Regions from separate parts of the Homo sapiens genome. Here region 1 is linked to region 2. Evidence: chromatin loops called from intact Hi-C (ENCODE). Cell type or tissue: tibial artery. All regions are shown on one strand. Links, peaks and the distances in the headings refer to the core of each region. The heading gives the core; the rest is flanking DNA.

The links. Peaks named below come from ENCODE experiments on the same cell type or tissue, not always from the same donor. Only the 100,000 strongest peaks of a DNase experiment are listed, where the experiment ranks them.
Region 1: a loop joins it to region 2, with 2.1 times the contacts of the local background. A loop is called at or near these places in 9 of 110 quality-filtered maps.

What each region holds. Positions count from the first base shown.
Region 1 is chr3:72,249,041-72,265,317 of GRCh38, reverse strand. No RefSeq gene overlaps it. Among named protein-coding and RNA genes, the nearest start is that of LINC00870, 110 kb to the right of the region's middle. In tibial artery, for the core only: no CTCF peak of the experiment used is centred there; no DNase peak of the experiment used is centred there; H3K27ac peaks cover 1,485 bases.
Region 2 is chr3:72,176,585-72,192,861 of GRCh38, reverse strand. No RefSeq gene overlaps it. Among named protein-coding and RNA genes, the nearest start is that of LINC00870, 33 kb to the right of the region's middle. RefSeq lists enhancers at 6,410-6,704, 15,244-15,293, 15,304-15,363, 15,132-15,732, 15,684-15,813 and a silencer at 15,004-15,143. In tibial artery, for the core only: no CTCF peak of the experiment used is centred there; no DNase peak of the experiment used is centred there; H3K27ac peaks cover 449 bases.

The DNA of each region.
Region 1 (16,277 bases), core at 5,446-13,445, 71 kb before region 2:
TGGGCCCTAGAAACAGGGTCTGCCATGAGAGAAGACTGTTCTCTTTAGAAACATAAAGTTCAGAATTTCCTATGGTATAGCTCACAGAACCACAATCTGGAGGGATGCTTTTCATAAACAAAGGTCTTCTCGAACAAATCAGTTGGGGAAATACTTCATGTTCCATCTCCTTCTTTAGATGTCCTAGATTCTGAAGATGATCATGTCAAAGGCTTTGGTAAGACCTGCAAGAATCCATCCTGGTTGATATCAGTTACTCCTGTGCTTCTCAAACACCTTCAACCATGTCAATCCTCCTCCCTGCCATGAATACCATTAAAACCTACAAAGTATTTTAGGTTTTAATGCAACTTTAGCAGAACCAGTGGTTGTACTTTCACACTGGAAATGGAGGCCCATGTGGCGCACTTAGGGCAGGGTAGGGAAGAGAGATGAGTTTGAGGTCACCTGGCTAGAAACATGAGCTCGCTGCATTTCGGAAGCATCAGACAAACAACATCATCTCTACCATGATCATGGCCTCGTGTACTTTCTTCTTCATATTAGTTGTCTGACTTTATTTACTCTCCCTAACCATTAGGTGAAACCGTAAGAAATTGCTGTTTGTGGAGGTAGGGAACAATCAAATGCCAACAATTTCACATGGTTCCAGCTGGACTAGCGATTGGTACACTATGGTCTGTGGGCCAATCTGCCCCAGCCCTGTGTTTGTGAATTAAGTTTGATTGAAACATAGGCATCCTCTTTTGTTCACGTATTGTCTATGACAACTTTCACGCTTTGCTGGCAGAGTTGGGGAGTTGCCACAGAGACCGCCAGGCCAGTAAAGCCACATTATTTACTATCTGCCCTTTTACGGAAAGGTTGCTGCCCCCAGTGTAACTGCTAGGTAGCTCCTTGAGGAGAGAATCCACAGATGAGAATCATTTTTGTAGCTTTTCTGCTCCCCACAGCAACACTGCACCTGTAAATAGTAGGCGCTTATTAAGTATTACAGTCTATTTTCTGCTGCTGTAACAGAATACCACAGACTGGGTAATTTATAAAGAAAAGACATTTATTTAGCTCATGGGTCTAGAGGCTGGAAGTCAAAGGGCATGGTGGTGGCACCTGCTTGGCCATCTGATGAGGGCCTTCTTGTGGCATCATAATGTGGCAGAAAGCCTCACGTGGTGAGGAAGCGTGCACATGTGATGGAGAGGAAACTCATCCTTTTATTCGAGAACGCTCCTGTGATAACTAACCTGCCCCTGTGGAAACTGCATTAATCCATCCGTGAGGGCAGAGGCCTCATGACCTAATGATCTCTTAAATGTCCCAACTCTTAATACTGTTGGAATGGCAATTCAATTTTGACATGAGGTTTTGGAGGGGACATTTGAACCATAGCAATCAGTACTGGATACAGAAAAAAGCCACGAGCCTTATTCCTGGAGAAGGATGATACCTGATCTTTCATCTTCTTCTCCAGACCTTTGGCTTCTGTGTCTTGACTCACTCCCAGATGTTTGGCAGGCAAGCTCCTACTGCTGCCAGTGAAGTCAGCTTCCTCCTTTTTGAGGAAAAAATTCTCCAAAAAGTCTCTAAGAGCCCCTGGACATCAATCAGCTAGCTCTTAGAGCTGTGTGGATGAGGATGTATAAATGAAGCAAACATATGGATTATATTTCCATCAAAATACACACAGGCTCCGAAATTCAGTGGGAAAGAGCTTGGCAAGGTCATTCCATTACTTGGCCATTTCCAAAACTGTTTGAGGAAAGTCTGATATATTTGATAAACCTCAATCACAGTGTGGAATTAACCTTTCTCTCCCCAGACTGTGCAGGAAGCTCAGAAGGAGTGGGGAGAAGGCCACTAGATTGAACTACTCCTTCCAAAGCTTCTTGAATCTGACTCAGCGAATCATTGGCAGCTACTTGTGTCCTTTAGGGAGTATATTTCTTTAATCCCCCATGGACGGGCAAAATGGGGGCAATGGTATAATTTGCTAGGGTGGTATTCTCATTTTCCTTCTGATAGATGCCTAGTGTTGTTTAAAAAAAAACTAAATTAAAAAAATTGATTACACACCATACATGTTTATTGTCAAGAAAATGAGAAGAGACAGATGAGCAGAAAGAAGAAAATCACAACTGGTCTAGTGTCATTTGACAGTGATGAGGCAGCCAAACAGTCATTGTATGCTTACATATTTGAGCAGAGCTGGGGGAAAAATTGGGGAATAAGAATGATCTTGCTTAAAGTGCAAGGGACCTTTGGAGGCTGAGAAGACATGAACACATTCTTAGGGCAGAGATGAGGAGCTAGGGGGGTGGGAGGCATCATTCCCTGATTTGGATTCTGTTTTAAGCCTTTCAGTTTGGTAATTTGAAGGATTCTGCCCTTTGCCCTAAGCCACTGTGCCTTTTAACTCTGGGGCGAGTCAGGAATTTGGCTCTCTGCACCAGGAAAACATGAATTACTGTAACTTTTTGTGGGCCGATTAGACTGTGAAAATAATAATATTTTTGGCAGCACAATTGAAGGGACGGGGCTGCTGGCAGAATAGAATCATTTACTGCCTTGACTAGCAAAAGTCCCACTCGTGCCAGTAAACACCAGAAATGGGAGATGGGGAGGTTGACTTCACCCTCACTTGTGCCTCTTATTTTGTGCTCATTGCAAGGTGTACCTCTGTTATTTTTTGGTGCAATGCAAGACCCTGCTGAAGAGTTACCTTACCTTCAAACAGTTTCCAGACTCTCTTTCCCTTTATACCTCCCCCTCCAGAGGATTGAATGCTGTATAGTTCTCTTCCCGCTTTCCTTGCAGCCAGAGTGGCTGGGCTACCCAGATATAGCCTGTGAGTCTTCTTGGTGCAGCATTTGGGAAATCTTCCTTTTTCCTGCGCAGAAGTGATTGATGCTTTTAGGTTGGTGCAAAAGTAATTGCAGTTTTTGCCATTAAAAGTAATGGCAAAAATCGCAATTACTTTTGCACCAACCTAATATTTTCATAAGGCCAGCTTATTCCCAACTTAAGCATGGATGAGGTGCCTGGAGCTGAAGCAGCCATCTTGTGTCCACAAGAGAAAAGCCTAGAGAATCACAGAGGTTGGTCCTGAAATCATTGAAATCAGTGTCAGTGACTGCCTTCCTTCAGACCTTCTGTTAAGTGAGAAAATACCCCATTTTCTATTTAAAGCAGCATGAATCAGGGTTTCTGTTATTTGCAACCAAATGGCGTCTTGGCAGATGCACCACATGACCCGCTCAGCTTGGCACAGAGACAGATGCCCATCATCGTTTATAAACTTAGTTGTGGCAAAAATATACTTTATATTTTGTTCCAAGTTTGGTGACTGTGTCTAGGTCTCAGCAGGGAACTGATGATATACTCAAACAGCATAATTAAAGAAAGTTTAATGAAGGCACCAGTGGCAAGGGTATTGGAAGATTTAGGGTAACCACAAGAGATTGGTTAGTGCCCTGGGGCTTCCAGCTGGGAGCTGTTCTCACCCTTAGGCTAACAGGGCAAGGAAAGGAGCCAGAAAGAGGAGTGAGAGAAGGCTGCCTGACAGGAGTGTGCCCTGGGGTGGAGGGATGCTGCCAACTTGCAATGCAATAAGCACCCTGGCCTCTCTCTTTCCACCCACCAATCTCCTGCCAGTAGTCCCCTCTTCTCCATGGGGAGTATGTTCCCAGATCCCTAGTGCGTGCCTGAAACCATAGAATACTACTGAACCGTACACACACACACAGACACACACACATATATATATATAGCACGATTTCTTTTTCATTCTTCACAATTTCACAGATGCAAGATTCATTCTTACCACAGATCTTAGCAACCTCGCCATACAATCTTTTTCTTTCCTTATTAAGTCGTGAACTTTCATCTTTTCACTTGAAGGAAGCACTTTACAGTTTCTCTTTGGCATACCTGAATTGCCAGCATCAATACTCTTGCACTTTGGGGTCATCATTCACTAAAATAAGGGTTCCTTGAACACAGGCACTGGGATAGCACGAGAGTCGATCTGATCACCGAGAGGGCTACTAAGTGACTAGACGGTGGGGATTGTAGACGGCGTGGATCCAATGGACAAAGGAAGGATTCATGTCCCAGGTGCGCTGAAGTGGGAGAGTACAAGATTTCATCATTCTACTTGGAATGGTGCACAGTGGAAAATGTATGGATTTTTTATTTCTGTGATTTTTTTCCATTTAATATTTTGGGACCATGGTTGACTGTGGGTAACTAAAATCATGGATAAGAGGTGACCACTGTACTAAGAAGAAGCCAGAGGACTCCGTACGGGGCGGCCTTCCAGGACACAGAGCAGGGTAGAGGAAAATGGCAGGTGAATCTGGAGGGGCACACAGGAGTCTCCAGCGTGGTGGCCCACTCATGAAGGGTCTGAGGCATTCCAGGGAGCTGTGCTCCACCACTTCAGAACCACTGCTCCAGCTCCAAAAGCTTCGCCTTGAACTTGGAGTGCTCTTTGCTCTGTGTCTTCTCTCCAAGAAGTGGTCTCCACCCTCTGGCCAGTGCCCCGTGGCTGCACCTCCAGCTCTGCCTGGCCTGCGGCTAGGGAGGCTTTTGCTGAAGCTGTTCATGGCCAGAGCACCCACTGGGCTGGCTGCCTGGCACAATTCAGGATGCTAATTGGGCACCCGGCAGCTGCGTGGAGTGCTCTGGAATCAGATTGGTTTTTAAAATTCTGATTCTATTTAAATATCTCTGGGGACTTAGATCAAGCCTGTTAAACACAAATCCTTGATACAAAAAGACCAGAAAGGAAGAAGCAGTTCTGTCTCATGTATGAGAGTCTCACTTTCATGGTCTCATGTCATCAGTGACACAACACACACCTATTTCACCCAAATGGGGAAAAGGGGAAAGGGAAAGCAGCTCGCCCAAAACTAACTGAAGCTGGTTCCAAGGACACCTCCCTGGCTGGCCCTGTCCTGCCCGCAATACTTTCCTCTCTCTCACAGGCGCTCATGTCATTGGGAACTTACTCCTTGGAATTTCCACCTCACCAGGGAGCCTCTGTATCCTCACTTTACTGAGAAGGAAACTCAGATGCAGAGAGGTTAAGTGACTCACCCAAGGCCATAGACTCATAAGTGGCATCTTCAGAAGGAAAACCCAGGTCTTCTGATGTCAAAGCTTGTCTTCTTAACCAGTTGTGTCTAGCTCTGGTTTGCTCAGGAGAACCCAGAACAGCATGCGAGAAGCCCCTCTCAATGGGGGTGTGAGCTTTGGGCTTTTTCTGGCCTGAACGAAAGTTCACTTTGCACTCCAAAGACTCAACAAAAATCAAAGTAACCGTGGTAGAGAATAGTCATTAAGAGCACTTGGGGTCAGGCAGACCACACTGAGTTCTTAACACCCTTTGAGCCTGGACATTCTCACCTCTATAATGGAGCCGTACCTCTCTTAGGTTGTATTTTCCTCAGAAGCTGATCCTGGGACAAGGATTCCAGTACAAGTAGTTTATTTGGAAGGTGACCCCAGGAAACACTAGAAGGGGCATGGGGAAGTGAGATGGGGAGGAGAAGGTAGCCAATACTAGGCGTATTATCAAGCAAGTCACCACAATGGGTGACTGGAGCTTAACGCCCTTGGGTACACTGGGCGCCCCTGAAGTTCCCACAGTGAGTTATCCCACTCAAAGAGCAGAGGAGCTGGGATATTGATCTTGCATCACCCATTGGCTGAGGGCTGCTCTGGGGTGATATTAATTCCTGGGGGACTGCTGGCCTGCTAGGTGAGGCAGCAGAGCCAGTGAGAAGAAAGCCTTTGGCAAAACAGCGCAGGTGTTGGCAGGTGAAGTCGGGCCAGAGTGCACCGTGTTTAAGGAGCCAGGCGCTGCTAGCGTCTCAGATGCCTGCCCCATAGAGTTGCTGTGAGGGGGCCATAAAATAATGCCAGGCACCTCATAAGCGCTCGCTACACCAGGCCCTTAGATTACTCTTATTATTATTGCCATTACCATTCCTGTGACTGCTACCAACTCAGGGCACACTGAGCAGCCAATTTGGTGCTTGCCATGTGTCTCCCGCTGATGATTTTTGACATCAGAGTCTTTTGCTTTAGCCAAACGTTGTATTTCCCCTAGGGACCATCCACTGGGCAGAAAGCTCTGAGCTCCTGGCCCATGGGATGAGAATTCTAGCCAGGTGTGTTTCCCAAGCACAGGAAAGAATTTGCCTGGTGGGAGGAAATCGGGCCTGGCCGTGTTCATGGGCCGGGCTCGGTTTTCTCCAACTCTTTAGAGAGAAGAGAAAAGCACCACCCCCTCCCTTCAGAAGCCAGGGCAGCCTCCAGCTGGCAGCCGGTGCCCACGTGCACAGCCAGGACCTGCGTGCAGCTGCCCCCTCCTTGGGCTGCCTGCCCTCCTGTTGTTTCCCCAAGGGCCCCCATAGAGCAAGGCCCTCTCTGGGAGCTGCCAGAGGGTGGGTTGCTTCCTCCAAGCCCTCCTCCCTTCCTGTGTACCTTCTGCTACTTCCTCTTCCCACCCCACACCCCCCACCTTCCTATTTCTTTGTCATCCTTTCTTCTCTGGGCTCCTTGGGGAGGGGTGGGGTTTTGGTCAGGATTATTCCCACATCTCCCCTCAGAACGACTGGCTGGGTTTGCAGTGTGTTGAGGGGGGCTTTTCCCTCCTCCTTCCTTTGGGTCTGTTCCCTCTTGTGTTTGCTTTGATCTCCAACGGATGCCGACAAGTGGACGGGCCCACCCACTGATCTCTTTCAGTGTGGCTGAAAAGAAGTGTTTTCATGTTCTTAGGGCTCGTTGCTCTTGCTGCCTGTGGAAGGGAGCGATGCTGGCTGGCGATGGAGCTGCTGGAACCCTGCAGATGGAAAGAGCTGGCAGTGCTGGCTGGGTTGTTATGAGGGGGCTGATGGTGGGCGTGTGGGTTTGCTGCGGACCGAGGGTTGGAGACAGGCAGGGTGCTGGGGTGGGATGGCAGCTGGTGAAATTGGACAGATCCCTGAGAAAATGTAGCAGGCTCTCTCAGGAGGGATTTCCAGGAGCTGCTGTCTGGAAGCTTCCCAAATACCTGCCATTCAGGAGGAGATGCAAATGAGGAAACAGGCCAGTGGAGCACTTGGGTTCAAGTTCTGAGTATGTTACTACCTGACTATGAGGCCTTGAGTAAATAAATGAATAAATAAATAAAACACCCAGTCCTTCTGTGCCAGCACTTTCTGAGTCCTCAATTGGATAAGTGGACACCCCTTCCACTTAGTTTGGGAGTTCATGGTATCAGCTCTTGCTGCATAAAAAGAACCCCCCAAACTTAGTGGCTTGTAACAACCACCATTTATTTAGCTCATGATGCTGTGTGTAACTCAGCGTTTGAGCTGGGTTCTGCTGGGTGGTTCTTCAGCATTGACTAGGCTCACTCATCCATCTGTGGTTAACTGCCGGGGCTGCTAAGGGCTGGCTGGTCCAGGCTGACCCAGCTGAGACAGTGTCTGTGTTCCATGAGCTTTTCATCCTTTAACAGGCTACCCCAGGGAGTCTCTGGACTCCAGGACAGAAGGACACAAAACCTTTTCAGACCTAGACCTAGGCCTGTCATGGTGCCACTGCTGCATCATTCTGTAGGTCAAAGCAAGTTACAAGGCCAGCCCAGACTCAAGGAGTGGAGAAACAAATTTCACCTTTTGATGGGAAAAGCAACAAAGTCACATTGAAAAGTCTGACTGCAGATACAGAGGGTGGAATAGTTTTGGCCATTTTTGCAAACAATCTGCTACACTTGTGAAATAATAGGCTCAAAATCACTTGGAAGAGCAGAAAGTCTTTACTGCAAAGAAAGATGCGAAGGGCAGAAAATCAGCTTAATCCCACAATCCCAAGGAACGCATTGAGAATGTATTTGTCTGTGTAATCCAGTCATTTCTCAGGCTCATGTAATGGTGTTTTGGGTGGAGTAGGAACCAGAATTTGAACGACCAGATGAACAGAATTAGATGAGAATCCTTTTTCTGGTTGTCTATTTGCAGCCTCTAAGAAGTGAAGTCTCCTGACTCATCCACATTTGAGTTTGGACATATGCTACTGGGACTAATGAATTTAGATAGCTTGGATGGTGGTCCAGTTTCGGGGACCCCCATGATGGGGGATGGTGTCTTTCGTGGTAAACAAGATATCTGACAGCATAAACAGCACAGGGAGGAGCTCTGGGTACTGTATAATGAATACAAGAAACTACCCTACCTCACAGTGGCATATGTGTTTTCTGGAAAGTCACAGCTGTCAACTGAAGGGGAGACATCTCTAAACTCAAATGCTTCAGGGGCTTAAGCAGCTTTGCTGTGTGACCCCTCTAAGTGAGTGTGATGCGGAGAGCATGTCATTCATTTCTTCCAGTTGATGATAGGACTTGCTGGCCACCGGGAGCTGGTGCCAGGAGAGATTTGGGTTTCTGGAGGATGGTGGATTTTCATCTCCAGCAGCACCAGCAAGGAAACAGCAGTTTCAGTGCAAAGAGCTGCGAAATCCCAGCCTTCCTAGCCTCATGGCACCTGGGTCTCTTTCACAGATACACGCAAGCAGTGTTGGAGCCGGAACTGGCCTCTAGAAATGTCGACCAGTTGTCATCCTCACCAGCAGACTACCGGAGTGTTTATTTCTCTTCTGCTTTCGCCAGCTCTGGACATTCTCACTAAAAAATAAAACAACAAATCCTGCATGGCTTTAAGAAGTCTCTTTATACATATGCATACATAGAAGCCGAAGGGTCCCGAAGCCATTCTGATTGGGCAACAATTTGGAAGACAAATGATGACAGCCACATTATGGGGCATGGCCAACCGACTGCCATCCTGCTTGAGAGGGTCCAGCAAGCTGCACACATTTGAATGTTCACTCGGGAGAGCGCTCCTCTCTTCCTCTTCAATTACCCAGCATGGTTACATGGTGCTTTTCACTCACCAAGCCCTGGAGGTTAATTACTCCACACGGTGCCTTTTACCAGCAGGAGGTGTGCCTTGGCAGTCCTCAGCCCTGCACGTGGCCTGCCCAGATGGGTGGCACATCCCGCCCTCGCTGGCTGCTGGGTTTCAGTTTGTTTTTGTTTATGTTGGCTCTGTTTCAACAGAGCCTACAGATGTGGTCAAACTGGAAAGGGGGTGGGGGACTAGAAGCAAAGGGGGGAAATAAAGGCGCCAATCATTTCTGATATCATCTGATCTGAGCAGAACTTTTTGAAGGGGGCAGTGAGAAAAGCCAGGCTTGGTCTGGGCCTCTGCTGCTTTCTATTTTCGGTCTCGTCTCCATCCCACCCAGAGAGTGGGAAGCCCAGGCACTGGGGCTCACCTTAAAGAGCCCGCGCAGAGCTTGCTCGAAGCAGCTCTGATTTCCAGGCCACAGGCAGGAACGGCTTGGCTCATTGGCCTCTTCTCCTCTTGGGGCTCCATGGGACTGGCTTAGTCCTAATGAGAGCTGGCAGACAGAGAGGAAGCAGGGTTGACAGAGAGCTGACTGCCCCTCCCCAGGCAGACTTTTCACCTGGCAGGTAAAAACCATCCCAATTAGCTGCCACAGCAAGGCTGAGCCTGGAGCTCACAGCCCATCCTGTCACCTGCCTTCCCTGGTGGCGGAAGCAGAAGCAAGACTGGGGGGCATGGTGGGTGGGTGGGGGGCTGTAGGCTGTGGGTGTGTGGGAGGACCCAGTTCCCGGAAGAGGCTGCACTTTCTCTGGGGTTTCCACAAAGCCCAGGAGATCTCTTCTGGGACAAACCCTTGCCCCAGCAGGCTTGGGGAGGGGCAATGAAAGAGTTAAGGCCCTCACTTCTTCACCCACCTCCCTGCTCCCCTATGACTGTTCCAGTGGCCCCCCCTTCCTTGTGGGGCTCCTGCGGCTTCCACAGGGAGCCAGGCAGGGCCCTGCCCTTGGCTACATCTGCCAAATGCAAATAGTTGCTAAAGTTATTTAGTGTGTCCTCACGGCTCCTTTTTGTCACTGGTGTTCCCTAGGCAACTGCTGCTGGAATGCAGTCAACTTCTAGAGGTTCTTCACAGGCAGGAATAGAAAATGGCTCTTGCTCACTTCTTGTTTGGGGGCTTCTCTGAGTGGATCCTTACATTGGGAACTAGAGTCCTTGTTTTTCTTATTTGAAAAGAGGACAGCGAGAGAAAGCTGACCAAACTGCCCTCTAGAAGTGGAGGAGGTGGAAATTCAGGGTCCCTTTGCTACTTTCGCTGGATGGAGGTGACCAGGGCTACAGAGAATGGCCTTCAACATGTTTATTTCCTTCTGCCAAGACCTTCCCACAGGAGCGACCTTCCCATAGAGCAAGAGAGGTTTCTCTCTTCTTTCTAAAGATTATACAGATCAGTCAACTTTATCTTAAAGCTATATTTCTCATATAAGCAAAACATTTCTTATAAAAAGTTGGAAAATACAGATAAAGTATAAAAAAGGGAAAAATCTCTATACACATTTCCCATAATCCCATCATCCACAGATGATCACTATTAACATTTTGATTACATGCTTATATTTGTATAGACGTCTTATACAAATTACCCCCAAACCCAATGGTTTTACAGCGGTTCTCAAACATTTTTGGTCTCAGGACACTTTTACACTTGTAAAGTCATTAAGGACCTCAAAGAACTTTTGCTAGGTCAGCTATATCTATCAATATTTACTGTATAGGAAATTAAAGCTGAGATAATTTTAGAATGAAGAATGCACACACATGTATTCTATTAACTGTCACAGCAATAATGTTATTACACATCATATAACCTATGGGAAAGTCCACTGTACACTCTTGAGAGTGAACAAGGCAAATAACATGTTAGTAGTATTAGCAAAAGAGTTTGGACTTTGCAGATCCTCTACTAGGGCCTCAGGGACTCCCCAGGAGTTCCCAGATCCCAGACCATGCTTTGAGAACTGCTGATTTTAAAACATTTAGAATTTGCTATTGCTTATGAGACCTCTGGTCAGCTGGAGGGCTCTTCTGATCTTGACTGAGCTCATTGGTGTATCTATAATCAAGTGTGACAGGTGAGTGGCTCTGCTGAACTTGGTGACTCCCTTATGTATTTGAGGGTTAGCTGGTTAGAGTCAGATCGAAGATGGCCTCAGTTGAGACTGCTAAGCTCTCCTCCATGGGGTCTCTCATCCTCCAGTAGGCTAGGCTGGGTTTGTGCACATGTCAATGTCAAGATTTTGAGAGCTGGAACAAGAGCAAGAGTGAGAAGGCAAGGTGGGTGGGGAGGGGGAAGAGAGAGAGTCTGAGAGAGAGAGAGAGAGAGAGAGAGAGAGTGCAGGAGTGCTCATGGCTTCTTGAGGTCTAAAGACAGGAGCACTGACTGTCAATTTCTCTATATTCTATTGACCAAAGTGACTCGCATGGCCAGGAGGTGCAAAATAGACTCTACCTCTTTTTGGGAATTGTGGCAAAGTCACATTATAAGGGGCATGGATAAGGGGAAGGGAATAATTGTGGCTATTTTTGCAGTCTACCACATACCTTATGTTTGCTTAATGGCTGCATTATTTTCCACTGAATGGACATGCTATAATTTATTCAGTCCTGATTGCTGGACATCAAGGTTGATTTTAATTTTCTCCTAATATGAATGAGGCTAGAATGAGCATTCTTGTGCATGAATTCCTAGAAGGGAAATTGTAGCAATAAAAGGTATGAGCTCTGTTAAGGTTCTCCATCCATTCTGCCAAATCTCTCTCCAGAGAGCCCGCACCAGTTTATGTTCTCACCAGCAAAGGAGGAGGAGACTGCCTGTTGAGAGACTGATTTCTGCAAGTGTGTGTGTGTGAAATCAATCACTTGTTAAAAACTGTTCTTTATGCCAAGTGTAGACAAGGCCTGTGGTCCTCAGTAATTAATTCTGCGGAGTGAAGAGCTACTCTTCAGCCTCCTTCACAGAAATGGCCACAGCTTGAAGAGACTGCTGGGGAGGAGGCTTGTTGGTAGACTGCTGGTTCTGAGTCCATCTATGGGCATCACTTTCCTTTCTAGACCCTCACTGGTCTTAAATAGTTATTTGTTAGAGATTCAAGATGCATCTCTTCCCAAGAGAACAAGAACTATCTTTTTTTTCTTAAAAAATAAAAAAAGGTAATCAAGAGTGCTAGAAATAGGGGACTGAGCTCAGGAATGGAGTCCTTAGCCCTTGGTGAAACAGTTTGACCTTGGTTGTGTGATGGTGAGGCTCTGTGTATGGGCCAGTTGACTGAGGGCAGAATCCACAAATCTGAAGTTATCCCTGTGTGCCTTACCCACTGATATGGTTTGGCTGTGTTCCCACCCAAATCTCATCTTGAATTGTAGCTCCCACAATCCCCATGTGTCATGGGAGGGACCTGGTGAGAGGTAATTGAATCACAGCGGGGGTCTTTCCCGTGCTGTTCTTATGTTAGTGAATAAGTCACATGAGATCTGATGGCTTTATAAGGGGGAGTTTCCCTACACAAACTCTCCTACCCGCCGCCTTGTAAGACATGACTTTGCTCCTTGTTTGCCTTCTGCCATGACTGTGAAGCCTCCCCAGCCATATGGAACTGTGAGTCAATTAAATCTCTTTCTTTTATAAATTACCCAGTCTCTGGTATCATCATTAGCAATGTGAGAACAGACTAATACACCCATTCTTCCCACCTTTTCACCCCATGATTCCTAGTGTCCACAAGTCAACAAACTGCTTAGTCCACGTGGCCCTGTATGTTGTTTTGCTTTATTTCTTACCATGCCCTGTATATCTTCTTGGCCCTACGGTGCTTCAAGCCCCTGCTCACTAGTTTCCAGAATAAACCCTGTTGAATCATTTTCACCTGGCACCTCTGCTTCTGCTGTTCCCTCAGGCAGAATTCCTATTCCAACCCTCTCTTTTTTCCATTCTTCATCTAGCTAATTAATAAGCATCCTTCAAAACCCAGCCAAAGGAACTCCAAACGTTCACCTGTGAGGGTGTGTTGAGACTCCCAGTCCCTGAATTGACTCATCTAGTAACAGCAGCTCTGGAGGAGATGTGGGAGCCCTGGTTCTTGCTTTATCCTAGCTGTGTGACATTTAGCAAGGCAAGTGATCTCTCTGTGCTCCAGTTTTTCTCTTCTCTAACATGAAAATGACCTTAGACTCATGTTTCATTTCCAGTTATTGCATTAATAGAAGTATGTGACATTATAATTGCTACAAATGCAAAACAAGTGTTTTTTTGTTTTTTTTTTTTAAAGTCCTACCTTATGTTCCCTTGAAAAGCAGAGGATAAGACAAGGGCTTGCATGCAGATAATTTCTTTTGAAGAAGTGATTTTTGGGAAAAGGTGTTGGGGGCTAGGGGAGAGGGCAACAGGGATTGCAGTCCAATTTAGGTGCATTAATGAATCCGACACCAATGTGGGCATGGGTCCCTCTGAGGAGCAGTGGAGAATGCACCTCAGCATGCTCTACTCAAGACATAGAAGACGGAAATATTTTTCCCTACACAGGTTAAATTTGCTCCTGCGGTTTGTACCCAAAGTGTTGCTGGGGTGGGGCAGCAAATGGCCAAGCAGGTCTCTAGGGCACCTACGCTGCAGCAGAGAAGCCCTAAAGAAAGCAAGAAACACTTTGTGTGGATGAAGTGAAGCACTCTTGGGTTGCCACAGCTCTGGCAGAAGTGGGCTGTAAGAGTGTGAGATGGTGCATAAAAGACGTCGGGCCCAACGCTGAAGTCTACATTTGTCATCCCTGAATCCTGACCTCTAAGCACCGTGCCTGGCTTGGAGCAGGCATTAATCCACATGGTAAATGTGGAATGGAGGGAAAAGTTCCTGTTGTATTTGTTCATGGCTCTCAGCCACTGGTTACAGTGGGGAGATGTTTATCTTCTACCTTTTCTTATTCTATGGTGCTCATGTCTCTTTGGGGACTGGAAGGAGAAAGTGCTCTGCTTATGGAATGAGGTTGGTCAGGCTGACCTCAGTGAGGAGGTTGGGTTAGGTGAGGGCTTTTTCAGTTGTATACTCCAGGCACCTTGTGGAAAAAGCTGCAGTGTTGGGTAGGGTGACCTGGGTGGATCAGGAAACATTTCTTCTTCCTTTCCCATCTCCCATCCTTCCTTTGTTCCTTGTGCTCCATTTACTCTGAACCTAATACCTGAGAATCATCTGAAATAGCAGCAACCAGCCTTTGCAAAGCATGGCATTTGGCAAAATGTATTCTATGGAATTCCAGTTCTGTTCTCCTTCTCATCAACCAGAGCGGTTCCACTTTTGCCTCTTTTATATCCTGAGATTGCATGTATTTATCAGTTGGGAATTGGGTGCAAGCAACAGAAACCAACTTCTTTAACTAAAAAGAAAAGAAATCTATTGAAAGTGTTATGCAAACCAGAGGTCTATGGCCAAAGAAGTTTGGGAAACAGGGAGTTGAGCAAAGTCCATAGGTCTATCTGTTGGGGGACTTCTCAGGATCTTTAGTCTGCTAATAAAAATCTCCAAGAGAGAAATATCTTTTGCAAAGTTTTCCAAATTCATTACCTCAATCCCAAGACGTGCTGATTGTAAGATGCAGCCACACTTTAATAATAGCCTTCCAGGGTTCAAACCAAAAAGGAACACTATCACATCAGGTGTGCAAATTGATTTTAAGAAGCAACCTGATTTCATAACTTTGTTTATTTGTTTTAAGGCAACATATGCAGAATACTTACCATGTGCCAGACACTATTTTAAGAGCTTTTATATAAAATGACTGACTTAATCCTGTCTTTTGAGGTGGATGTGGGGCCAAGAGGGGCCTGAGAATGCACTTCTCAGATCTCTTACTGCAAGAGCATAATTGACCAAGGGCCCTGGTTGCTGCATTCTAAATCCACCTCCACACTGGGCAGGGGCCTTGCTTTCACAGGCTGCTCTCAGTCAATAACTGAGCACATCAGGAATACTGATGTAGGTCCCTTCCAGGGAGACGCAGGGCTCCTTTGATGGTTGACTTTGACTCAAAAATTCCTCAAAACTTTGCCAAAAGTTTCTTAGAACTGCACTGCAATATAAGGCTATTTCTACCCAATCTTTCTTCCTTCCCTTTCCTTTTTTGTAGGAATTAGGTCTACATAGAGGTTTCACAACTTTTCCAGCCTCCTCCTGCTTCTCCCCATACTCTTTCACAGGTGTTTCCCCAAACAAATTTCTTGCACATCTAATCTCATCTTGAACTAACACAGTTGGATCTTTTATTTCATTTCCAGTTTACAGATGGAAAGTTGAGGACCAGAATGGTTAAGTACCTTGCCCAAGATCAGATGGCTAGTAAGTGGCAGAGCTGTTAATCAAACCAAGGTAGTCAGATTTCAGAGGACTTGTTTTTATTCACTTCATGACACAACCTTGCATTTACTATTAATACGTGAAAAAGGAAGAAAGTGCATCTTCGGATCTAGAAAATTAGAGATTTTATTAAGGGACTCGTTGTTTTTAAAACTTTTATCTTAGGCTCAGGTATACATGTGCAGGTTTGTAATATAGGTAAACTCGTGTCACAGAGGTTTGATGTACAGATTATTTCATCACCCAGGTACTAAGCCAATAGTTATTTTTTCTGATTCTCCCCTTCCTCCCACCCTCCACCCTCAAGTAGGCTCCAGTGTCTGTTGTTCCCCTCTTTGTGCTCATTGATTCTCATCATTTTGCTCCCACTTATAAGTGAGAACATGCAGTATTTGGTTTTCTGTTCCTGCGTTAGTATTGCTAAGGATAATGGCCTCCAGCTCCATCCATGTCACGATCTAATTCCTTTTTATGGTTGCATTGTATTCCATAGTGTATATATACCACATTTTCTTTATCCAATCTGTCATTGATGGGCATTTAGGTTGATTCCATGTCTTTTCTATTGGGAATAGTACTGCCATGAACATATGCGTGCACATATCTTTATGATGGAGTGATTTATATTCCTTTGGGTATATATCCAGCAAAGGGATTACTGGGTTGAATGGTAGTCCTGTTTTTAGGTCTTTGTGGAATTGCCACACTACTTTCTACAATGGTTGAAGTAATTGACACTCCCACCAACAGTGTATAAGCATTCCCTTTTCTCCATAAGCTCACCAATCTGTTATTTTTGACTTTTTAAAAGTAGCCATTCTTACCGGTGTGAGGTGGTACCTCATTATGGTTTTGATTTGCATTTCTCTAATGATCAGTGATATTGAGCTTTTTCTCATATGCTTGTTGGTCTCATTGATAAGAACAGATGTCACACTTGATCTTAGCCAAAAAGCTGCGAAGCAATGGGACTCATTTTTTTT
Region 2 (16,277 bases), core at 3,819-11,818:
GCAAACTCTCCTAAAAGTTAGTGGCTAAAACAACCATTTTATTCTATCTTATGATTTTGTGAGCCAGGAATTCAGGCAGGGCTCAGCAGGGTGATTCTTGTGCTCTACAAGGGATCAACCGAGGTTGTTTGGTGGTGTTAAACTGACAGGCTAGTTTGATGGATTCACGATGGCTCTACTCAAATATCTGGCACTTTGGCACAGAAGGCCAGAAGACTGGAGTCAGCTGGATCCCTCTCTCGCTTATGTGGCAGCTCATGGCTCCAAGAACAAGTGTTCTAAGGTTCTAAGAGGTTCTAAGAGGGCTAGACTAAAGCTGCAAGGCTTCTATGACCGAGCCTCAGAAGCCCCAGTGCATTACTTCTGCCACATTCTGTTGGTCAAGTGGGTCACTAAAGCCAGCTCAGATTCCAGGGGAGGAGAATTAGACTCACTTTCAATGGGAAAAGTGACAAAGAATTTGCAGGCATCTCATTTAATCTTCACATGGCAGACATTACTTTTATTCCCATTTTACAGTCAAATAAACCTTATTTACTTGGTTACTGATTCACAGAACCTCAAAATCAACATGCTACCTACAGTTAGTACTTTCAAAAGCTTAATCTAAATGACTACTGAATAGAAGAACCTATTTATAAAAACTTTCTTATCCCAGTTAGTAACTTAGAACTTAAAATGATGGTACTAATATTCATAATAGCTAACTTTTTGAAAACTTACTGTCTTCCCCTTACCTTCAATTCTCAGAACAATCCTGTATGCTTGTGTGGTAGAATGTATTATTGTTCAAAACACTGGCATCTTCTCCATGTGAGAGAATTATACTTTCTATCCCATGGCTTTAGTCTTGCTGTGTGACAAGTTTTGGGCTATAAAGCATGGGTAGAGTTGATGTGTGCCACTTCCAAGCAGAAGCTTTAACAATCATTGTGTGGTTCTGCCAGGATCTCTTTTTCTCTGCCATGAGATTGACAGTATCCCAAATACAGACTTCTATGTCAATCTGCATTACAGGATGAAGATCACATGGAATTGAGCCACAGCCAACAGTGGACATGTGTCTCTAATAAGCAATGAACTTTTGTTGTTGCCAAGCCACTGAGATTTTAACGTTGTTTGTTACTGCAGCATAACTTAGTCCAAGCTGACTGGTACTATTAGTTTTTCCATTATATAGATGATGTTGAAACAAGTACAGAATAGTTAAATAATTTGTCCACAGTCTAGCACTTAACTCTAGGCTGTTTGATTCCAGAGCCCTTGATCTTAACTTCCAATCTTCTATATAACTGATGAAAATAAAGACTCAGGCCAAAATGGCCACATGCTTGAATTGTGTATTTAGGTACCTAATACACAGATTGTATAATCTTTAGCTCACTGACAACAGCTTGTGTGCCAAAGGCACGCCTGACTTTTGAGACAGGGCTACTGAGATGTCGCAAGGCCTGGAAATGCAGCTCAATAACTTACTTCATCACAAGAGGGGGAAAAACTGTATAAATATTTTTTGAGCATCCTACAGTATTTCATAATTTTATGAGGTTGACATCGCTTGGGATGATTTAGCCTTTCCTGGCCTGACATGTTTCTCTGCTATTTTCTTTCTAAGTAACAAGAAAAGAAGGAGAAAGTGAAATAGAGGCATGGCTATTCCATGAATTACAAGGTGTCAAAATATTATCTAGGGATTTCTTCTTTCTCAGAGTTGTGCAAAGAATTGCACACTTCTTAGCCTCTGGCTTTGCTGGACAACAGTGGTATAAAAAGGAGAGGGAATGTCACAGTGATTAGGATGAGAGGACTGCATCTGGACAAGTGTCACAGTGGTTAGGATGAGGGGACTGTAGCCGGGCATGGTGGCGGGCACCTGTAATCCCAGCTACTCGGGAGGCTGAGGCAGGAGAATGGCGTGAACCCAGGAGGTGGAGCTAGCAGTGAGCCGAGATTGCACCACTGCACTCCAGCCGGGGCAACAGAGTGAGACTCCGTCTCAAAAAAAAAAACACAAAAAAAAAAGGATGAGGGGAGGGGACTGCATCTGGACTTGGAGTACTCTGGCAAGTCACCTAAGTGCTGGATTTTGGAATCCATGCTGTTCTGGGTGCCTCCTTGGCTTGAAGTATTTCCCTTTGCCTCCTACTGATATGTAGTATATAATATAAAATGATTTGGGCTGCAAACAACATAAGATTCAACTTGAAGAGGTTTTAAGACAAAGAACTTCTATTAGTTGGCATAACCAGAATCCTAGAAGTAGGGCAGTTCTAGAGTTGGTTAATTTAGTGGCTCAATGACATCATTGAAGACCCAGGTTCTTTCTATCTTTTTGTTCTGTTGTCCTCAGAGCATGGACTTATCTTCTTAGGCTGGTTCCCCTCATGGTCCCAAGATGGCCACTGTAGTTGCATGTGTGGAAAGCAACATCTGCTTGTGAACAAGGGAACTTGCTCCTCATATGTTGTCTTAACACCAGTTCCTTGAAATGGAAATTTGTGTGCAGGGAGGTTGTTGGAGAATGTTCTTAGGAACAACAGCTGTTAGGGAGTGAGAGAGGCAAGGCTGGCCAAAATGAGGAGTTGAGCTACGATGCGGCTGCAACAGAGGCCTCAGCTGAACTCATAGGGCCCTCTGGAGCTGGAATGGAGCTTCAGAGTTTCCAAAACCGTGGCAAGAGGCTGGACCTTTGTACCTCTGCATTGACTAGTCACTGGATGTGTGCTGACGCTGAGTAGGTGGTGGTGGGGTGACCTCAGATAAAGCACTCATGGCAGGTACGGGGAAAGTGCTTGTCTTGAAAGAGGATCTGGGTTGTACAGCTAGCATCCACTACTCGTGCCTCTTAGGAGCTCAAGGGTCACAATAAAGAAGGCTCTTTTTAGGTGTTTCCCATATGGCCTCTCATGTCCCCCGGGCCAGCAGTGCATCTCATATCCATTTCTAAATCACATATTGGCAGAGGCAATGGCATTATCATGGTTGATTTGCACTGAAAAAGAGTCACTCTCTGTGGATAGCTCAGCTTCTCCTGAAGAATGCAGCTGCTCTGAAGGAGGTGAACAAAATCAAGGTATGTTAAGAAAGAAGATGGTGGGTGGGATGGGTATTCAGTTGGCAGCAGGATCTGGTCCATGCAGGGACTATGTCATCCTGAGTATTTGTCTGATCTATTGGTGCTGAATGCAGTAGAGGAAATCCCAGATAAGAAGTGCCTAGAAATGTCTATGTCTTTCAATGCTTACCGGAAGAGCATATAATGAGAAGATAAAGAACTACCGCCCACAGTAAGCCTCCAGCTGTAGTAGTAGTGGCAATATGAGAAGAAAGCCTTCTCTCTTTCATATATGCTGAATTCGAAATGGTTCTTGTAGAGTTTGGCTGGTGGCCCCATTGTCCTGGCTCCAGTGGGGTCCAGATGGCCCTTAAGCATCAGTAAATCTCTTTGTGTGCAGACATGTTTGGCTCCTTATGTCACCCTACATCTTAGTTTGAGCTCCTCCTAGCACAGACTTTGAGACAAGGATTCAAATATAAGCAGTGTAGTTGGAGATGGAGGTAGGGAAGTGAGGCTATGACCTAGGAAAGGACTGGCTGTAGGGTTACCCGGTAAAATACAGGAAGCCTGTTAAATTAGAAAGTCACACAATGAATAATTTTTTAACATAAGCATGTCCTATGCAATATTTTTCAGACAAATAAAGAATACATTTTTTAGTATGTGACCCAAATATTGCCTGGAGCATACTTACACTACCAAAAATATCAGTTTTATGTGAAATTCAAAGTTAACTGGGGATCCTGTAATTTTTATTTGTGAAATCTGACAATCCAAGATAACAGCCAATAATGAGTATGTGATTGAGTCAGCTGCTACTGAAGGTGACATAGTTACTGTGGCCTCTGGGAACCAGTGTAGAGTACATGCAGAGTTATTGGGCCCAGGAGGCAAGGGAGCCGGGATGTTTCACACCTACTCTGCCAATCTTTGGTTGAAAGTTTGGGTAGGGGCAGGGTGCTGGTTCTCTGGTGGTGATCTCTCAGCTCTTCTGAATTTCCCTGAGCACAGACAGAGATGACTTCCTTGTGTGACTTCTGAGAAAGCCCTCAAGCAAAGAGACAGAAGTCCTAACAGTTGACAGTCAGCTGATGCCCTCTGAAGTAGTAAGACTCAAGGATATGGGCAAGGCACCTACATGCCCTAGGGCCTCACTTACAGAACAGATGTCCCAGTGCTAGAAACTGTTAGAAGCACAGTCTTCGGTGTCAATAGATCTGGGTTGGAATCTTGATTCTACCATTGAATATCTGAGCTTGGACACACATTAATTAACTTCTTGGCCCCTTTTCCTCATCAGTAAAATGGGTCTAATGATACATACCCCATCAGATTATTGTGAAGATTAAAAGTAAAAAAGTAAAGGCCAGGTGCAGTGGCTCACATCTGTAATCCTAGCACTTTGGGAGGCCGAGGCAGGCGGATCATTTGAGGTCACGAGTTTGAGACCAGCCTGGCCAACATGACAAAACCTCATCTCTACTAATAATACAAAAAATTAGCAGGGCGTAGTGGTTCATGCCTGTAATCTCAGCTACTTGGGAGGTTGAGGCACGAGAATTGCTTGAACCTGGGAGGTCGAGGTTGCGGTCAGCCGAGATGGCGTCACTGCACTCCAGCCTGGGTGACAGAGTGAAACTGTATCTCAAAAAAAAAAAAAAAATGATGATGTTAAAATGTACAGGCTTTGAGGTCAGACAGACCTGAACTTGAATCCTAACTCTACCATCTACCAGCTGGTGGCCTTGGACAAGCTACATCATCGCTCGGTCTCGGGTTTTCTTATTTGTAAAAGGCAGATGACATTCACCTCCTAGAACTGTTGTGAGATTGGAAAGAAATGAAATATATTAAGTGCTCAGTGCCTGGCACAGTACAGACAATCGCATCAATGTATACTTGCACTGTTATTCCTTACAGAGGCATGAGGAAGAGATGCATTTACCACTAAGTGGTTCATGCCTAATCTGAGATGCAACTCTGCTCAAGTCTATCCAGACAGTTAATGGAATTCATAGATGGGATGAATTAAGCCTATGGTAGGGCTGGGATTTCTGAGGAGAGGAGATCCAGGTAGTCATTAGGCATTGCCATCCTTCTGGGAATATGTCCCCACCTTCTTGAATTTAGGCACAGCCACATGACTTGCTTTGGCCAATAAAATGTGAGAGAGGTGGGTGGTATTTCCAGGTGGAAGCTCCAGGAGCAAACGCATGCTTGGTCTGTGCACCGCATGTGCCGTGCCTGCTATGTATTTTCCCTCCCTGATGATCAGTGAAGGTTGTGATGGTGGAAGCTGGGACCCTGGGTTCCTGCCCAGGGCTGGCATGGTGCAGGGCCCTCAGACAACTTATGATGGACATGCAGTGTGCATGAGAAATAATCTTCACTATTTGGGGGATCATTTGTTTCCACAGATGGACTTTGTCCAGGGGTCAGCAAAGTGATGCTGGCCAAATGATTGGAGCACAGCCATGTGCATTTGTTTACTTACCATGTAGGGCTGCTGCCACACTACAAAGGCATAGTTGAGTAGTTGCAACAGAGATCATCTGGCCCTCAAAGCCTGAAGTACCTACTATCGCCCTCTACAGGAAGGGTTTACTGACTAGCCCATCCTGATCGACATGGGGGTTATTCATCTTCTGCTCTATCTCAACTTGGGGTTTGTGTGGGGCCTGGGATTCTGCATTTCCAACTAGCTCCCAGGAAATGCCGATGCTGCCGGTCCATGGACTCTTTTTTGAGTAGTGAGGCTCTAGGGCAAGGTTTCTCAATCTCAGCACTATTGACATTTTGGACCAGATAATTCTGTGTTGTGGGGGCTTCCCCGTGCATTGGAGGTTGCTTATAGCAGCATCCCTGGTTTCCACCCACAAGATACCAAGAGTTCCTCCTAAGATGTGACAACCAAAAGTGTCTCCAGACATTGCCAAGTGTCCCCTGGGGTGCAAATTCCCCTTAGATGGGAACCACTGCTCTAGGGACTCTCCAGTAAGCTCACAATTCTTTGGGGTGTTGATAAGAAACCCTTGGGCAACAGGCTTGGTATATCTCCTGTCTGATTCCAAGAAAGATGGAAACAGTGCCAATGATGCAGAACTCCTGAGTCAGGCAGGAAGAGCCAGGGTCGAGGGACATGCAGAGGATGCCAGGAAGGAAAACAATGAAGTCAGTTATATTCTTCTGCTCTGCTTGGAGTAATGTGTACATTTTAAACATTTCACTGAAAAACTTGGATAAGATAGGTGGATAAATATCACTGCTTAGAAAGTTTAGAGTCTGGAAAAACAATTCTAATTTGTAGGCTTCTTCATGGATGGCTGAGAGCCTTCCCAGGCCAGCCAGACATTTGCAGTGGGGCAGTCCCAGCCTCTTCTGCCTCACTCTTTCCCATCACAGTGCTGCCCCGCGGGAAGGGGCAGCTGATTGTTGCCTTCACCCTCACTTTAGAGGAGAGAAAGGGAAACGTTATCACACTCCACCCTTGCTGTGTCATCCCAAGGGCATGCTAACTTCCATCTGCTGCATGAACAGACCTCAAACTAGATGAATCAGAGGTGGCGGCTGCCATGCGGACTGAGGGTGCTTTGAAATCAGTGGAAAAAGAATCGTCAACATGTCTCAGTTTTCACAATTTGCATCTGACCACAGAAAAAATCCTAACAGTCTGTGTATATATTTTTTGTAGACCCTTCTACATGTAATATGGTTTACTATTCTATTTATTTTCTGGCTTGTCTAAAATTATAAGAGCCATATATAATTGTTATTTTGTAATTTAAAACAGTACAGAAGTGGGTACAGTTAAGAGGGAAGCCCTTCTCTCTTCCCTCCAATGCCACATCTCAGAATGAAACCCTATCAACACGTTGGGTGTGATCCCTTCAGAGATTTCTATATATTTAATACACATGTGTAGTGTTTACATACGAGATCATACTACACATGTGTAAGATGGTTCTGCTTTACTGTTTTCTTTTCATATCAGGGCCAGGCCAAGGGTGCAGAATTTAAGGAGGCACCCACTCTCAGGCTCATGTTAGCACAGGGACATGGTTTGCACAACCCTGACAACGAGCACACCCTTAAATTTTGTGTCCCAGGTGGCTTACTCTTAAGGAAGTAATACTTTTCTGTATGCCCTGGTCCTCCCTGCTTAATATATCTTAGATATCTATGTCAGTTCAAACAGCCCTACTTCATTTTTTTTACATAATACAGTTTAAGTTTAAAGGTAACTACTGCCAGGGGTGGTGGCTCATGCCTATAATCCCAGCAGTTTGGGAGGCCAAGACAGGAGGGTCACTTGAGCCCAAGAGTTTGAGACCAGCCTGGGCAACATGATGAAACCCCGTTTCTACTAAAAAATACAAAAAAAAAAAATATCTGGGCGTGGTGGCGGGCGCCTGTAGTCCCAGCTACTCAGGAGGCTGAGGCAGGAGAATGGCGTGAACCTGGGAGGCAGAGCTTGCAGTGAGCGGAGATCGCGCCACTGCACTCCAGCCTGGGTGACAGAGTGAAACTCCATCTAAAAAAAAAAAAATTTAGCTGGGCATGGTGGTGTGTGCCTGTGGTCCCAGCTACTTGGGAGGCTGAGGTGGGAGGATTGCTTGAGCCTGGGAGGTTGAGGCTGCCATAACCTGTGATCACATCACTGCACTCCAGCCTGGGTGACAGAGTGAGACCCTATCTCAAAAAAAATAAAAATAAAATAAAGGGTAACTTTTGCCTTGGTTTCATTTTTGTCTACCCAATGTGATACCAACAAAGCAATTTGGACGTAGCTTTTGGAGCTGTTGCGCCTCCGCTACCTTCTGGACTTCTATGCCTGTGTTGCTTGGCTCCATAGCTCCTTCCTTGAGCTGCCCAGGTTAATGAGTGGAGGGGACAGTGGTAAGAAGCTGAGAGAGGCAAAGTAGACTTGAGTTAGGAAAGGCTCAAGCTACCTGGAAAAAAAGAGGTGCATGAGGTGAGAGGAAGGGGCAAGAGGGGGACTTTAGGAAGAGGCAGAGAAAGGAGATTTGGGGGAAGTAGCTGCTTCCATGAGTGAGAATTTGAGAAAAGAAATGTGTGAAGAGGAAATGTAGCCTACGTTCCGGGGTGTGATTCAAATGTTCTTGGAGGAGGAGATTTGCATCACTCCTCAAGGTCTTCTGGAGTTAGGTTTATTTAATGGGGTGCATCATGGTCTAGGGCCCAGCCCCAAGGCTAATTGGCCATAATTGGGTTACCTGTGTCTATTTGGTAAAGTTGAAGTGGGATCACAGGAGCCTAGGAGGGTTACTCAGTTTTCAAATAATCAGCTCTCTTACCAATAGGGAGTTATTTTTTTTTTAACTTTTATTTTAGGTTCAGGGGTACATGTGCAGGTTTTGTTATATAGGTAAACTGTGCGTCGTAGAGGTTTTGTGTACAGATTATTTCATCACCCAGGTACTAAGCATAGTACCCGATAGATATTTTTTCTGATCCTCTCCTTTTCCTATCCTCCACCTTCTGATAGGCCCCAGTGTGTGTTATTCCCCCCATGTGACCATGAGTTCTCATGATTTAGCTCCCACTTATAAGTAAGAACATGTGGTATTTGGTTTTTTGTTCCTGCGTTAGTTTACTGAGGATAATGGCTTCCAGCTTCATCCATGTGGCTGCAAAGGACATGATCCTGTTCTTTTTTTATAGCTGCATAGTATTCCATGGTGTGTATGTACCACATTTTCTTTAACCAGTCCACTGGATCTACACTGATGGGCATTTAGGTTGATTCCATGTCTTTGCTATTGTGCTGCAATGAACATACGTATGCATGTGTCTTTATGGTAGAAGGGTTTATATTTCTTTGGGTATATACCCAATAATGGGATTGCTGAGTCACCTGGTTATTCTGTTTTACTGCTTTCCACAATGTCTGAATTAATTTACATTCCCATCAGCTGTGTATAAGGTTCTCCACAACCTCACCAGCATCTATTATTTTTTGACTTTTTAATAATAACCATTCTGACTGATGTGAGGTGGTATCTCATTGTGGTTTTGGTTTGTATTTCTCTAATGATTAGTGTTATTGAGCATTTTTTCATATGCTTGTTGGCGGCACGCATGTCTTCTTTTGAAAAGTGTCTGTTCATGTCCTTTGCCCACTTCTTAATTTTTTTTTTTTTTTTTGCTTGTGAATTTGTGTGAGTTCCTTACGGATTCTAGACATTGGACATTTGTCGGATGCATAGTTTGCAAATAATATAGGGTCCTAGGCCACTTTGAGGAGTTGTGGAAATCTACAAAACTATTCCTCAGAACAACGCAGGTGAGCAAATACACACATTTTGCCAACAGCTTTTAGAGGATTTTGAACCCAGAGGCCCAACCTCAGCCCCCTGTGTCAAGGATTCTGGGGAGGGCTCTGCCTGATGCTGCAGTCCCAGCCACCTGCAAATCAACTTATACTGAAAATGTGCCCAATCAGTGAGCACATTACAGTCTCCAAGAGTGCCTTGTGGAGGCAGACATGAACTTGAAAACTGCATATTCTAGAATCTTGGCCTTTCCTGCTTGACAGCAAGAGGAATACGCAGGAGTTTGGTGGAAGTTTCTGACACAGAAATCTTACAATGGGAGTTTGCCTCTGAAATCCCAGTGGAGTCCATTAGTGGAGCGATTTGCAGCTCCTTGCTTTGCTAGGTGTGCCAAGAGCGGTTCTGTTTTTAGAAGGCAGTCATCCAGGACTGGGAAGGGGCACGCTGGAAGAATCTAAGCCCCAGTGAAGGGTCCCAAGTGGAAGATGAAGAATGATGAGGATGTAAATTCTTGGTGTCTGGGGGAAGCCTGAAAGACTGGAGGCTAAGACCAGCCTTGAAAATGTATAACAGGAGACTAAGTGGCATTTTCTCCCATTGTCTCAGACTGGCTGACAGTGGCACAGAGCTAGGGAGATTTCTGCACCACCGCTGGGGTTGGGGAGAACAAGGAGGCAGCACACTGTCCTCAGGCCCGATGAGGTTGGCAGAATGGGCCCGATTCCAACTAATCATCATTAGCTTTCCATAAGCTATCAGATTAAAAGAACAAAATGAGAGGGGAGAGTCCTATAGCCGTGGAGGGAGTATAATTCTCCTTCTCCTTCATCTCTTTCATCTTCCTTCAGCTCTTTCTTTTCCTTCTCCTTCTTCCTTTCCTTCTCCTTTTATTCCTCTTTCTCTTCCTCCTCACCCTGCTTCTGCCTCTTTTTTTTTTTTTTAAAGCTATTCTAACCCCACTGGGGAAAGGAAGGGGACTGTGCTTTCTGAGGTCAAGCAAAAGGAATTGGAAGACAATCATGGGTTGTCTTAGTTACAGTTCCCTTAGATGCAGGCTCTGAGACAAGGCATTTACTGCAATTAGTGTGTTTAGGAGGGGATTCCAGGAAACATTGATAGGAGAAATGGGGAAGTGAGTCAGGGAAGGGAGGAAGACACACTCTTCAGAGTGTGTCACAGAGCAAAGTATCACTGCAGACAATAGGAGCTTAGTCCTACTGGGGACATCTGACAGTCAATAGAGACCATGCCTTCTGAGATATTCCTCATAGGGGCTGGGATACTGATTCAACAACTCTGGAGAGCCATTGATTGCCTCCTGGTCTTGAAAGGTGGTAATTCCCTGGTTAATTTCAGCCTGCTGCTAGCTGTGGCAGAGTGGGCTCCAATCCTCAGAGGAAGCCCCTAGGCAAAGAGGCAAAGAGACAAAGGTGCTGGCCAATGAAGTTAGGTTGACACATTATTTGATTTCATTCATACCAAGTTCAGAGAGAAGCAAAACAAATCTATGGTGTTAGAAGTCAAGACAGCAGGTAGCTTGTGAGGGGATGATTAGAGGAAGGTTTCTAAGATTGTGATCATGTTTAATTTATCGATCTGAGTTTGCACAGATGTGTTCATTTCATGCAAATTCATTGACCTGTATAATTGTAATCTGTGTACTTTTCTACATGTCTTTTATACTTAAACACGTTTACAAAAGCACTAAGTCTCATTTCTTGGAATGGGCTTTTTCTAGTAACTCAAAGTGTCTGAAAAGTTCCAGAATTGAACCAAGATGTCACCAAGGGAGACATTACCCAAAGGAAAGTGGGAATTCAGCTGAGCAGAGATGAAGGCAGCAACATCCAGACGTGACAAATGACCTGTCGCTCCAACAGAAACCGCTAGAATCAAACACAAAGAAAGGAAATGGATGGGAAGAAGTCAATTTTGAGATTACTTCCCAGCCCCAATAAACTGCAATTTCTTGAAAAACCAGTTGCATATGTTTGGCAGCAGCTTTGCCAAGAAGGTCCTCTGAGAAAGGATTCCAGATGGATAGTATGTTTCCCCAATAAGTCTCTTGTCTCCAGGCTCCAGGAAGACCTGGCAGGGGCCGGCGTTGCAGCCCAACACACATGAGGGACCCATTGGCTTCTTCAAACTTCCCACTAAATGTTGTGATTAACCACGCTGTGGCTCCAATTAGATCAAATCAAAGCAACATGTTAAAAGAATAGCAGCAGGAGGTAATGTGCATATCATTAAAGAACAAGTTACAAATATGAGTCCTTTGGTGAGCCTAATAGACACATGTCGCGTGGAGCTGAGACAAATGTTGAGTCTGCTGGTTTGAGGTTGCACCCTGAGTTTGCCATGGGTTGGGAGCTGAGTAGATATTAGTAAGAATGTTATTAAGGAATAATAGCTATTTTTTAGGGCTTCCTATGTGCCAGACACTGTGTGAAGTGCTTTGCATGCAATACTAATGAAGTAGGTTGTATTTATTCCATTTTATGCTGAAGAAACTGAGGACCTAAGCAGATGGGAGAACTGATAAAGGTTAAACAGTTAACTAGTGGCTGGGTCTGCCTGAATCCAAAGTCCACCTGATTTTAATTTTTTATTGAAATTCAGGTATAACTTACATATAGGAAGATACGGACATCTTAAGTGTAAGGAACTATTACCTATGTGTACACCTATGCAACCACCACCCAGCTCAAGCTATGGAGCATCCCTTGCCTTCCAGAAGGTTCTCTTATGCCCCTTTTCCAGTCACTATCACTCCCAAAGAAAGTGCTGCTCAGAGTAGTTTTGCCTGTCCTTGAACTTCATAGGTGGCAGCCTACAGTGTGTGCTGTTTTGTATCCAGCCTCTTTCACTCAACTTGTTTTTGAGATTTACCCATGTGTATAGTGCTTGAATTAGTAGCTCATTCATTTTTCATTGCTGAGTAGTATTCCACTGTAGAAATATACTGCACTTGATTGATTTGTTCTGCTGATAGAAATTCAGGTTGTTTCCAGTTTTTAAGGCCAAGGGCTTTTAACCACACATATTTCACTGTAGATTGATGAAGGCAGCTGGGTTACTTGTTGTCGTTGTTGTTTGTTTGTTTGTTTGTTTGTTTGAGACAGAGTCTCAGTCTGTCACCCAGGCTGGAGTGCATTGGCGTGATCTTGGCTCACTGCAACCTCCGCCTCCTGGGTTCAAGCGATTCTCCTGCCTCAGCCTCCCAAGTAGCTGGGATTACAGCTGCATGCCACCATGCCTGGCTAATTTTTTTTTTTTTAATTAGAGACAGGGTTTCGCCATGTTGGTCTGATCTCGAACTCCTGCCTGCCTCGGTCTCCCAAAGTGCTGGGATTACAGGCGTGAGCCACCACACCCGGCCAGCTGAGTTACTTGTAATAGTCGGGAAGGGGAACTTACATGAAAAAAGAAGGAGGTTTCAGAGGTCACAACTATGAGCAGTAAAGCTAAGAAAAAATGAAAGCTGAACGGGACCCTCTTACTCTCAGATTTCTGCATGGCTCCCGCCCTTGTCTTTCATTCCAGCCTCTGTTCAGATGTCACATTCTGCATACAATGGCACCTCCTAACAGAAGAAATGATGGCATGGGCATGCAATCTGCAAAATCCATACCACAGGATATTCTAGGGGACAAATGACCTGGCCATTTCAACAAAAACCTGCAAGAAACAAAAACGAAGAAAGGAAATGGGTAAGAACCTAAAGACTGAAAGAGATTTGTTAGAACCTGAATTTAAGTAAGGTTCATAGCATGCAAAAATATTCGTGACAATGGGGAGGTGTGAACACTGATGGGACATGATTGCATATTAAGGAGTCCTGGTTATTTTTTAAGTGTGATAATGGCATTGAGGTTATGTTTTGTAAAAGTCCCTATCTTTTAGAGTTAAAATAAATGACACCTCTCCACCTTCACACTCTATCTTACTTACCTTGTGCAGGGGAGGAAAGATTTCTTTTCACAAGAGAAAAGCATAGAAATTTATTTAATATAGTTTTATATGACATGGGTCCCTTTAGAAGTGAAAGACCGCAAAAAACAACAACGGGGAAACCTGTGTATTTTTACGCTAAGTTTCATGAAGAGGTGGATAGTCCTGGAGCAGTGCGATTGGACAAAGGGGGTGTGATCTACTGATAATAACCTGGGGGCCTGTTTGTTCAGATTCTTTGCTGAGTTCCTGCTTCATATACTCTCCTTTCCTCTGCTTATGACGTAGGCACTGCCCACATGAGTAGTATTCCACTGTATTCCACATGAGGCTCTTATGACCGACTTCAGCAGAAGGTCAGAGGATTCTATGATGTTTGATGGTGTGCTTCAGGGGAGAAGGGTTGGGGTCAAAGAGACCTTCCCGCTTCTGCTGGTTTTCTCAGATGCCAAGATGCTCTATTTTGGGGTAACATGTCCTAAACCCTATCACCTGCCTAATGTTACTTATTAGCTCTCATTTCCCCTGACACTTTCCCTTTTTGTTTTCTTGAGTAGAAGCTTCATAAAGGCAAGACCTTCATCTTACTCACAGCAGTTGATTCTATCACCTTGTATGGCCCCTGACACATAGAAGGTGCTCAATAAATTTTGTTGAATGGATGCATGAAGTGTTTGAGAAAGTTCCCCTGTGAGTAAAATGTCAAAGAGTTGAAAAACAGAAAGAAACAATGAAGCCTGGGGACATGGTTTCTGAAATCAGGTTTTTATTTTATTATTATTATTTTTTACAGTGCAAAGAGCTGGCTGTGAAAGGCAGCTTTGTTAGAACTATTTATGAAATTCTCACTTGTGCCTGACTGCGGGGAGATAAAAATCAACCTCCACAAAGGCCTCCCAGCTTGAGTTGTGGCTGCTGCACTATGGGTTTGTTTATGTTTAGCAGGTGGGGTCCACAGGGAGCCTGTGACCAGGGCAGGGGCTGCAGCAGTTGAAGATATGCCTGTCATTATTTAATTAAATCATCTCGGGCATGTCCCCTAACTTCTCCGAGCCTCAGTTTCATCTATGGTAAAAGGAGGTTGATTATCCATCTACTCACAGGGGTTCTGAGAGAAGCAAAGAACGGGCTGGTCCCAAGGAACTGCATTTGATAAGCCCCCTCCTCCCCCCACCCTACCCCTTCCCCAGGTGATTCTCAAGCTGGTGTCCCTGGGATCACCCCTGGAGAAACCACACCGATGGAAGTCACTTGAAACACAGGAGAAAAGATTCTAAAGTTGTGTCTAAACCAAAAATTGCTAACAGTCAAACTGCCTTTCAAAATTCTCTGGGAAGGGACCTCCCTGGAGAGGACAGCCATCTCTCCATGAGGTCAACACAGACATTGTTTCCTCCAGTGCTGAAACAGACCACCGTGCTTTCCCTGGGCCCCAGATGAACGGGGTGACGTGAGGCTCACCCCCGTTATGGGAAGACACTCTCACTGAGCGGGGCTCGGAGAAACTGGGACCCAGTGGTTGGCACAGCCAGGTTCTGAACGCAGACCATCTGGCCCCAGAGGCAAGGTCCTAACCCCTGTGCAGTGAGGGTGTCCATGGGGACCTCCACGGACCGGCAGTGCTTGGGTTAAAGCAGCCTTAGGGCCGTCGGTCTGGACGCGGCGCACACGCAGAAGTGAAGAGGGGAGGAGGGGAGGTGTTCAGTGCAGCGGAGTTAACCACAGAAACCACGGCGAGGGGAGGCGTGGGCCCTCGCCCGGCTTCGGTGGTCACTGGTCTCACGGGCGGTACTAGGCAGGTGAGCTGTGATTAAAAATTGGCTCAGCCACCGGTCCTTTACCCAAGCTGCTCACAAGTCAGAGAGGCTGGCTGCTTTGAGTTTCCTCTGTTTCTTTCCTTTTTCTTCTTGGTTATAGGCACTGCACAGTGTTAGCATAGCTCAGAAGGAGACCCCGGGATAACAAAAAGGCCTGCACGATCCCCAGCCTGACCATCAACAGGGACCTGCCATGGGTCAGAAGGGACCTGCCCACACATGTCCGCATGTCCTCTGCGGCTGGGGAGGAGGAGGCAGGATTCCTGGCTTCCCTCCAGGCTCTGCAACCACTTCCCCTCCTCCCTCTCTCCTGCTATTAAATTTAGGTCTCTTTCCGGAATGTTCTAAGCCTTTTTAAAGGGAGCAACACACTGTTCCTGCGTTGGCTGTTACCTCTGAGAAACCGGGAATAAATTGCCAAGTAACTGCCGATGGCTTTGAGCCTGGACTCTGGGCTCGGGATCCTCCTAGGCCCACCCCTGGGATGAGTCATCGTCAGTCGGAAGGACCTCTCCCTCCTAAGACCCCTGAGCTGCTCCAGGCGCGGCTGTAAAAGCTGGCCTCGGCATGGCCCCTGTCTCTCCCCACGCCTGACCGCCCTGCTCCTCACCCCACTGTCCTCTCCCTGATGTCAGCTCATTCATTCCACCGGTCTCTGTCACAGATCCCAACAGGCTCTGCCTGTGGCAGCTGCCCCTCACTCCTGGGCAGGCTGATCCCACCCTAACGGTTTCCAACAACTGCTGGCTTTGCCTGAGGGTCCTCTCTGGCTGCCCCAGCCAGCCCAGCCCCTGGTACAAGCCAGGCCAGAAGTTCCAGGGTGTTACCCCTCCAGTCCCCAGCTGCCCTCAGCCATGCCTGGTGGACACACACCCCAGGTCCAGTGCCCCTCCATGGGGATAGCTAAGGTGTGTTTTACTCCCCATGCTGCGGACCCCAGTTCCCCACAGACACACCCTGTAGGGCTTTTTCTCCCTTCCTTGTCTCACTTCCCCTCTCTTACTGGGTCACCTAACCACTTGCACAGACATCTGCGCCAGTGGGAACTCAACCTTGAGAGCGCCTTTCAGAGGCTTAACACATATTCATGGTGAGCCAGGTAACTAACCACTTGGGCCTGTCTTACGAAAAGAGGTGTGACCGCAAACGGACGGATCT